2 separate regions of the Homo sapiens genome follow, and region 2 is linked to region 1. A link is an interaction called in ENCODE POLR2A ChIA-PET data of the cell type or tissue named here. Cell type or tissue: OCI-LY7. All regions are shown on one strand. Links, peaks and the distances in the headings refer to the core of each region. The heading gives the core; the rest is flanking DNA.

Region 1 (4,709 bases), core at 1,205-3,704:
CGGGATGTTTTCCCGTAACATTTCCACTCCTCCCCTGCTGACCAGGAAGTAGTCTTATGAACAGCCGTGAGGAAGGCTAAGAGGTGTAGACTTTATTTTGGGTCGCCCTGACCAGATATATTTGGAGTTCTGTTACTGTTGTAGCAAAGGGAATAGATGTTGGTTGCCAATTAATGGTTTGCCACTAACAGTGGAGACAAGAGCATGTCCTTCGATGTTGTTGGAGTGTTGGACACATGGACCACTGAGAGCAGCCTGGCCAGCGTCGCTATCGCTCAGTAAATATTAGCTCTTGTTATTGACATTACTGTTGCTGATAGAACTGGAGTTTGGATCCAGGTGGAGGGATGGTGCAGAGGAAGGAAGGCTGGAGCTGAGACTCCAGGCCCCCTCCCTGTTAGCAGGGAAGCTTGCTGCATTGTATTCCCCCTCAGGACAGTGGTGACGACCAACCCCTCTCACTGGATAATGGGGAAGAGCTCAAAGAACCAATGTCTATGGGTGCTTTGTGGTGCAGGCCTGTACAAGCGGCCTTTGTCCCTGTATGTGAACGTGACCTGCATTCCGATCTGGGCTGCCAAGCTGTGGAGTATGGCTGGGCCGTGGCTGATGGCTGCTTTGAGGAGGGGACTCTCATCTCAGCCTTGGGCCGAGAGCAGAGGCTGTGGAGCGAGTGTCAGTGAAGCTGCGGTAGATTGTGGCAGGCTGAATGAGTATGTCCAGATGCAGTTGGTTTCTGTCTTCCTGATTTGTCGTTGGTGCCTGCTTTCTCTCCCTGTCTTCAGTCCCAAGCAGACTCCGGTTCTGTCATTGCTTCTGTCCTTGTCAACTTTCCTTTTTAATCAGTGGTTTGGATAAAGAAACAGAATCCTCTGTTGATACGGAAATAAGAAGTAAACAGGTCGCAGCTCAGGCGTCGCCTCCTCCAGGAAGCTCCAGACTGACCCCCAAGTCTGGGTCAGGTGTTCCCCCTGTGGGCCCCCATCTCAGCGCTGTCCACTCTAGGTTGTCCTTGTATGGGGACAAGTCTGTGTCCCACACTGGACTGTGAGCCCATGAGGGCAGGGCCAGGGCTATCTCAGTTACTGCCATACCCTAGCACAAGGTCTGCTTAACAGTTGAATGAATGAATGAATGAATGAGTAACTTCATGAACTCCTCTGACACAATCTGATCCTAGAGACAGGATAATCCAGTGGTTAAGAGTTGGTTTTGGGCCGGGCGCGGTAGCTCACGCCTGTAATCCCAACACTTTGGGAGGCTGAGGTGAGCAGATCACCTGAGGTCAGGAGTTTGAGACCAGCCTGACCAACATGGAGAAACGTCATCTCTACTAAAAATACAAAATTAGCTGGGCGTTGTGGCACATGCCTGCAGTTCCAGCTACCTGGGAGGCTGAGGCAGGAGAATCGCTTGAACCCGGGAGGCAGAGATTGTGGTTAGCCTAGATCACGCCATTGCAGCCCAGCCTGGACAACAAGAGCAAAACTCTGTCTCCAAAAAAAAAAGTGGATTTTGGATCTTGAAGAGGTACTTATACACTTATGTTCATTACAGCATTATTAGCAATAGCCAAGAGGTGGACGCAAGCTAAATGTCCATTGAGGGATACATCGAGAAAGAAAATGTGGTCTCTACACATAACGCAATATTATTCAATCTTAAAAAAGAAAGAAATCCTGTCCTATGCTACAATATCGATGAGCCCTGAAGATGTTATGCTAAGTGAAATAAGCCAGTCGCAAAAAGACAGTATTGTATGATCCGCTGATAAGTATCTAAAATAGTTAAACCTTGCTTGAGCCCAGGAGTTCCAGGCTGCAGTGAACTGTGATCACACCACTGTACTCCAGCCTGGGTGACAGAGCAAGACTCCATCTCAAAAAAAAAAAAAAAAAAAACAGAGAGAGAGAGGAAGGGAGGAAGGGAGCTCACTTCGGCAGCACATATACTAAAATTGGAACGATACGGGGATTAGCATGGCCACTGTGCAAGGATGACACAAAAATTCGTGAAACCTTCTGTATTTTTGGTAAAGAAAAAAAAACCTAAAAGAAAAGTCAAACCCTCAGAAAAAGAAAATACAGTGCAGGTTGACAGGGATGGGGGGAGGAGGAAAGGGGAAGTTCAGTTTTGTTTCAGTTTTGTAAGATTTAAAAAGTTCTAAAGCTCTGTTGCACCACAGGGTGGATGTAGTTACTACTACTGTACTGTACACTTAAAAATGTTAAGATGGTAAATGTTTTCTACCACAATAAAAAAATTATTCTTGGCCAGATGTGGTGGCTCACACCTGTAATCCCAGCATTTTGGGTGGCTGAGGCAGGCAGATCACCTGAGGTCAGGAGTTGAAGACCAGCCTGGCCAACGTGGTGAAATCCCATCTCTACTAAAAATACAAAAAATTAGCCAGGCAGGTTGGTGCATGCCTGTACTCGGGAGGCTGAGGCAGGAGAATCGCTTGAACCTGGGAGGCGGAGGTTGCAGTGAGCCGAGATCATGCCATTGCACTCCAGCCTGGGCAACAAGAGTGAAACTCTTGTCTCAAAACAAACAAACAAAAAATTACTCTTAAAAAGCAAATAAATAAAAAGAAGCAGATTTTGTAGTCAGGCCCATCTGGGTTCAAATCCTAGTTCTGCTTATTCCTAATGTCAGGCAGGTGGACCCCATGGCTTTGAGCCTCAGTTTACTCATCTGTAACATGGGCATAAGAATAGTACCTGCTGGGCGTGGTGGCTCATGCCTGTAATCCCAGCACTTTGGGAGGCCGAGGCGGGTGGATCACGAGGTCAGGAGTTCGAGACCAGCCTGGCCAACATGGTGAAATCCCGTCTCTACTAAAAATACAAAAAATTAGCCAGGCATTTTGGTGCATGCCTGTACTCGGGAGGCTGAGGCAGGAGAATCGCTTGAACCTGGGAGGCGGAGGTTGCAGTGAGCCGAGATCATGCCATTGCACTCCAGCCTGGGCAACAAGAGTGAAACTCTTGTCTCAAAACAGACAAACAAAAAATTACTCTTAAAAAGCAAATAAATAAAAAGAAGCAGATTTTGTAGCCAGGCCCATCTGGGTTTGAATCCTAGTTCTGCTTATTCCTAATGTCAGGCAGGTGGACCCCATGGCTTTGAGCCTCAGTTTACTCATCTGTAACATGGGCATAAGAATAGTACCAGCTGGGCGTGGTGGCTCATGCCTGTAATCCCAGCACTTTGGGAGGCCGAGGCAGGCGGATCACGAGGTCAGGAGTTAGCGACCAGCCTGGCCAACATGGTGAAGCCCTGTCTCTACTAAAAATACCAAAATTAGCCAAGCGTGGTGGCGGGCACCTGTAATCCCAGCTACTCGGGAAGCTGAGGCAGGAGAATCCCTTGAACTTGGGAGGCAGAGGTTGCAGTGAGCCGAGATCGCGCCATTGCACTCCAGCCTGGGTGACAGAGCGAGACTCTGTTTCAAAAAAAGAAAAAGAATAGTATGTTTCTTCCATGGTTGGGACATTCGAGTGAGACAGTGCACATAAAACAGTGCCTGGTTTTTAGTAGGGTTCATTGACTTTTCCAGAATCTCCCAACAGAACCAGGCTCTGGACTCCTGGTGTTTACTCCCGGCTCAGTGCTTATTCCTTTCTGTGAAGCTGACCCTGCCAGTAGCTTCCCTGTACCTGCCAAATTCTGTCCTGCAAACAGTGTCCCATGAGTCCTGGCTGTGGGAACTGGGCATTTGGCCTGGAGCAGCCTCAGGAGTATGATGGGATCTTGGCCTTGGACTTGGCTGGCTTGTCCCAGGGCAGAGGGAGCTGGGTGCGCTGTGTGGCCCCAGCTGAGGAATCAGCTAAGGAATCGAGGGAGGCAGGCGAGGTGCAGCATGAGTAGCTGGACTCCAGCAGCGCCACCTCGCTGGGCCTGTGGTCTTGAGTGTTCCTTAGACTCAGTTTCTTTAGGTGTGAAATGAGAGTCACAGCAGCCCAGCACCTGGCACATAGTGAGTGCGGGGTTGAAACTAGCCAGGTATTAGCTGTGGTCCTGGTGAGTGACTCAGCTCCTTCAGCCCGGACTGCACCTTCTCATCTGCTGGCTGAGGGCTGAGATGGAGACAGAGTGAGGATGTGCAGGAGCTTGGAAACTTGGAGCTGGTGTTTTTTTCCTGAAGGGGCTCAGAGTCTTCATCTGTTAGTAAGGATTATTCCTGTCTTTCCTTCATTGGGTGTTCTCAAGCGCCTGCTGTGGGCCAGGCCCTGTTCTAGGCTTTAGGGATATAGCAGCCAAAACAGAGCCCTGCCTCCTGGGAGTTACGTTCTAACATGGGAGAAAGGTGATGAATGAATATTAGGTCCAGTGGCAGGTGGTAGCGGGTGCTCAAAAGAAAACAAGTGGAGTTAAGTGAGTGAATTGTGTGGTATATGAATTACTTCTCAATAAAGCCACAGAGTGAAGGAGCTGGGGTAGATAAGTGGGGAGCTATTTAGATAGAGTCACTGAGGACGGCTTTTAGGAGGAGATCTGAAATAAGCGGGGGAGCAGAAGCACAGAGGTCCGAGCAGAAGCACGGGGCATGTCTGGAATGCCCAAGGAATGGCGTGAGGCGAGGGCCTGTGTGCCTGGAGCAGAGTAGGGGAGGGAAGAAATCAGAGAGGGACAGGCCAGCACCTGTGAGGGCTGAGTGGTTGGGAGTGGGGTGGGGGGTGGGGTGCGGCCCAACATGTGTCAGC
Region 2 (4,709 bases), core at 855-3,354, 89 kb after region 1:
CCACCCTGATGCCACAGCCAGCTCTGGGCCAGCCTCCTCGCCCCAGCGGTGCCCACCCCCAGCTTGATCCTGGACCCTGGCAATGGTGTGACATGAGCTGCTGCTAAGCGTTTGCAGTGCTAGGCCCGGGCCGGACTTTCTCCACAAACGATTTAGTTCCGTTAGTTCACCCACCCTGTAAAACAGCTACGCTTCTCTTCCCCGTTTAAAGCTTGAGGAAGCTGAAATGTGGAGAGTTGAGAGTGGCTCCAGAGCTCCTGAGCCAGGGGCTAGGACTTGAACCCTGGCTTCAGCCGCCACAGAGGACAGCTTAGGGTGGGCCTGGCCTGGCTCCCTGCTTCACAGAGTCGATGCGTTCGCTCCTGGATGAAGCGCCTGGCACGAAGTCCGTGGGCAGCGCTGCTCTGTGTGTCTTGTGAATTCTTCTTATGCTTCTGATAGTTCCTCCAATTTTGCATTTCCTTTTTTTTTTTTTTTTTTTGGAAATGGAGTTTGGCTCTTGTCACCCAGGCTGGAGTGCAATGGCGCGATTTTGGCTCACTGTAACCTCTGCCTCCCAGGTTCAAGTGATTCTCCTGCCTCAGCCTCCCGAGTAACTGAGACTACAGGAGCGTGCCACCACACCCAGCTAATTTTTGTATTTTTAGTAGAGGCTGAGTTTCGCCGTGTTGCCCCGGCTGGTCTTGAAATCCTGACCTCAAGTGATCCGTCCACCTCAGCCTTCCAAAGTGCTGGGATTACAGGCATGAGCCACCATGCCTGGCCTGGAATGATGATTTTTAAGGCGAAACATTAAATAGGATTGCAAAGGATGCCAGTTGGAATATCATTAGCTAAATGCTCTTCCTCACTGAATTGACATGTGAAGCGATAGGATGTAGCAGCAGCTGTAATAAGGCCTTCAGTCTCAGAGTAGTGATGGGCATTCAGAATCTGCAGTAACTTGATGCAATGGGAAAATATCTGTCGTTTCTTTTCATGTCAGTCTCAAGGTCTGCTAAACACTGTTTCTTTTCTCTCTCTCTTTTGGCCTCTGTTAATAAGAAGGAAATGCTAAATTTCAGTTCCATTCATGAAAATAAAGAGATAAGTGTCTCCCCTCAAGTTCGTGGGCCCTTTGGGGGTCAAATGGTTAAGACCAGGGCATGCATGGGCTTGTCCATGGCTTGGGGTAGCTGCTGCAGTCCTGGGGGCTGCCTTCCCAGGCAGGGCAAGCTCCGGTCCCCACTAGAGCTCCAGGGTCACCAAGCACATGGGCCTTTGTCAGACAGCTCCCTTTCTGTCTGCAAGAGGGGCACCTGCCATCAGCTGATCCCCTGCAGCTCCTCCCAGGCCTCCACCCCCAAGGAGGAGGAAGTGCTCAGGCAGGGACCAGGCCTGACCTCTGGGGAGGCTGGCGGCTGGCCTCTGTCGGCTTCTTTCCTCCAGCACCGCAGTTCAGCAACCCACCGCCACCCAGCACAGTGGCCAGAGCGGAGTCCCAGGGTCTGATGTTAGACTCTGCTCTGGACCAGCCACCTGGTCCCAGGGAGACACCATACTTTACCCAGACCTCAGCTTCTTCCCCTAGAAAATGGGGCAGTGCTTGATGAGACCAGGGGTCCAGAGCCCCTGGCCTAGCAGGGTGGCAGGAGGAGGAGTCCACACGGAGATATTACTGGACTGGGAGCTCTCTCAGGGACTCCCACTGCGTCCAGCAGCAGCGGATTGGCAGCAGGGCGAGGGGCCCCCCCCCCAAGAAGCTGCCAGCAAGCCCTCTTCCTGGCCCCCTTCCCTGCCCATTGTGGCATCTCCATGCCCAATATCTGCTGGCCCGAAGATCTTTCTAACGGCCAGTCCTGACCTCTCCCTCTTCTGCTCCTAGCCTTTCCTTCCTGCTCCGCTGGTCACCCTGAGGTAAAATCCAAGCTCTAATAGCCAAAAACTGGAAACAGTACAAATTCCTGTCAGCTGGTGAATGGGCAAACACAACGCAGCACATCCTATAATTACTCTTCAGCAGTATAAAGGGACTGAAACTCACGCTCATTATGCTCAGTAAGAGAAGCCAACCGCAGAAGGCCACACAGTTTCAATTCCATTTTAATGAAATGTCCAGAAAAGGCAAATCTGTGTAGATAGAAAGCCCAGCCCTCCCTTCCGCATGGTGGCGGCTGTGGCCCTCCAGGGACCGGGGCTGCAGCTGTTGGGTTTGGGCTACGTCCCTTCATTCATGCTGGGAGCCACTGCCTGTTAGCCTGGGAACACCCGGGACCAGGCCTGTCTCTTCCAACTGCTTCTGTGTCCTGCGTCAAGGGGCCGGGCCCTGAATAGCGTACGGCGATGTTTAGCTGTTGAGAGTGTTTTGGGAGTGGGGATCCTGAGAGGCACGTGGCATTGTAGTTGAGAGCTGAGTTCAAAGCCCGGCTCGCATATATACCAGGTGTGTGATCTTGGGCAAGGTTGTTTCTCTGAGCTTGGTTTCCTCATAGGGTTGAAGTGAGGATTCATTCTTTCACCCAAAAATACAAAAATACAAAAAAAAAAAAAACAAACCAAGGACCAAGTACAGTGGCTCATACCTGTAATCCCAGCACTTTGGGAGGCTGAGGCAGAAGGATTGCTGAAGCCCAGGAGTTCGAGACCAGCCTGGGCAACATAGTGACACCCCATCTCCACCAGAAATAAAAATGATCTGGGCGTGACAGTGCAAGCGTTTGGTCTCTGCTGCTCGGGAGGATGCTTGAGCCTGGGAGGTCAAGGCTGCAGTGAGCCATGTTCTCACCACTTTACTTCAGCCTGAGCAACAGAGTGAGACCCTGTCTCAAAAACAAACAAAACACCGAGACAGTGTTGGAGACATGGTGGTGACCAAGACAGCCCCAGTCCTGTCCTCCTGGGCTCCCGGGCTAGTAGGGGAGGTGGCTGATGTGTAGAAAGATTGTGTGCTGTTCATTGTGTATTTGTGTGAAGGTGCTTGGAGCGGAGGTGAGGCGTGGAGGGCAGTGGTGACTTGGGGTGGGGGTGCCCAAGGGCACTTTACCTCGGGCAGTGGCCAGCGGGGGGCCTGAAAGGGAGGACAGAGCTCAGGCAGCCTGTTGTTGGGGGAGGGCTGAAGAGGGCAGTATGGGCAGAGGCCTTAGGGCGGGAGTGGGTGGAGCCCCATGAAGGACTCGGGGTGTGGACAGTCACAGGCCTGGGTCCCCTGTGCCTGCAGCCCAGAATGTGACCGTGGACGAGGTCATCGGCGCCTACAAGCAGGCCTGCCAGAAGCTGAACTGCAGGCAGATCCCCAAGCTCCTCAGGCAGCTGCAGGTATGGGCGGGACAGGGTGGGTGCGTCCGGTGTGGGTGTCAAGGGGGGCCCTAGGGTGGAACCAGCCCAGCAGGAGAGGGCCTCCCACTCCCCAGCCCCAGGTGTTCATGAATACATCTTTGAAAGCCTGCTGCTCAGCTAGAGAATGAATCAGTTTCTTCATAAATTTGAAGAGCACAGAATTCTATAAAGTAAGACATTCAGGTATCTGTCAGCCCCAAAAGAAACGCTGTTCCCTGGGGAAGAGGCATATCTACGATTCTTGTGAGTCTGAATTACAAAATTTATGTATTCTTTTTTTTTTTTTTTTTTTTTTTTTGAGATGGAGTCTCGCTTTTGTCTCCCAGGCTGGAGTACAGTGGCGCCATTTCGGCTCACTGCAACCTCTGCCTCCTGGGTTCAAGCGATTCTCCTGCCTCAGCCTCCCAAGTAGCTGGGATTACATGTGCACGCCACCATGCCCAGCTAATTTTTTTTGTATTTTTAGTAGAGACGGGGTTTCGCCATGTTGGCCAGACTGGTCTCAAACTCCTGACCTCAGGTGATCTGCCCACCTCAGCCTCCTAAAATGCTGAGATTACAGGCATGAGCCACCATGCCCAGCATATTCATAAAAGTCAGAATTACAGAAATAACACATATCCTCAGATTTAAAAAAATAAAAATACTACAGATCTGAAAAGCCAAATCCACCTCTTATCTCTTGCCCCAAGGCCCCCTCCTCGGGAACCCCCGTTGTTGGCCACTCGGCATTTCCTGGCCTTTTCTGTGCGTTGGCAAGGTGGCTATTGAGGGGTACCTGCTGGTTTTCCATTTGGTCGCTCTCCCACCCTGCCGGTCCCCCAGCCCCCTCCCTCGGCACCTCTCCTGTGGGCCCCGGCCTGGCGCCTAGTCAGTGAAGCACCGCTCGTTCCGAGGGTTCCAGGGTTGCCTGTCCTCGGGCTGTTGTACCCTCAGCTGTGCTGGAAGCAACCACGCTCCTTGTCCATCAGTGTTCACTGGAGTTAGGGTAGGTTCTCTGGAACATTCCAGAAGAGGGGCTTGTCAGGTCCCAGGAAGGGTGGCTGCTCAGTGTGGCAGCTGAGAGGGTGGGTCCTTGGACCCCATCGGCCTGGTTCAGACCAGCCCTGCAGCACCCACCCTGCAGGTGATGTGTGTAAGCTCAGAGCGCGGGTGCTGGCATCTGCGGGACGGTGGGTTCTGACTGGGTGCTGGGCCCCAGGCCCTGCCTTCACCAAGAAGCCTCCTGTGCCCAGCCTTGCCATCTTCCCAGGCTCATTTCCTGCCTCACAGCCTTTGCACAGACTCCCTCCTCTGCTGGGACATACCCAGAGATGCTGGGCCCACTCCCTCACTCGGTCCCGCTGGGGCAGAGGGCTTCGCCCAGGCCTGCCTGGCTGCAGTGCTGGCTGGTC

Evidence for each region. Peaks named below come from ENCODE experiments on the same cell type or tissue, not always from the same donor. Only the 100,000 strongest peaks of a DNase experiment are listed, where the experiment ranks them.
Region 2: POLR2A ChIA-PET joins it to region 1 with 5 read pairs; 4 of 35 experiments call an interaction of 5 or more read pairs at or near these places.

Annotation. Positions count from the first base shown.
Region 1 is chr19:45,045,531-45,050,239 of GRCh38, forward strand. The region is part of intron 2 of CLASRP (CLK4 associating serine/arginine rich protein); the gene reads left to right. It also overlaps the pseudogene RNU6-611P. Among named protein-coding and RNA genes, the nearest start is that of CLASRP, 8.8 kb to the left of the region's middle. RefSeq lists enhancers at 241-535, 3,814-4,368. In OCI-LY7, for the core only: a CTCF peak has its summit at 2,213; a DNase peak (open chromatin) is centred at 2,161; H3K4me3 peaks cover 1,781 bases; H3K27ac peaks cover 2,500 bases.
Region 2 is chr19:45,135,318-45,140,026 of GRCh38, forward strand. It overlaps PPP1R37 (protein phosphatase 1 regulatory subunit 37), which reads left to right. Exons shown (of 13, transcript NM_019121.2): 2 at 3,197-3,294. Among named protein-coding and RNA genes, the nearest start is that of NKPD1, 23 kb to the right of the region's middle. RefSeq lists enhancers at 1-686, 2,293-2,392, 2,571-3,143 and a silencer at 821-1,021. In OCI-LY7, for the core only: no CTCF peak of the experiment used is centred there; DNase peaks (open chromatin) are centred at 1,344, 2,074, 2,394, 3,344 and 2 weaker places; H3K4me3 peaks cover 2,411 bases; H3K27ac peaks cover 2,500 bases.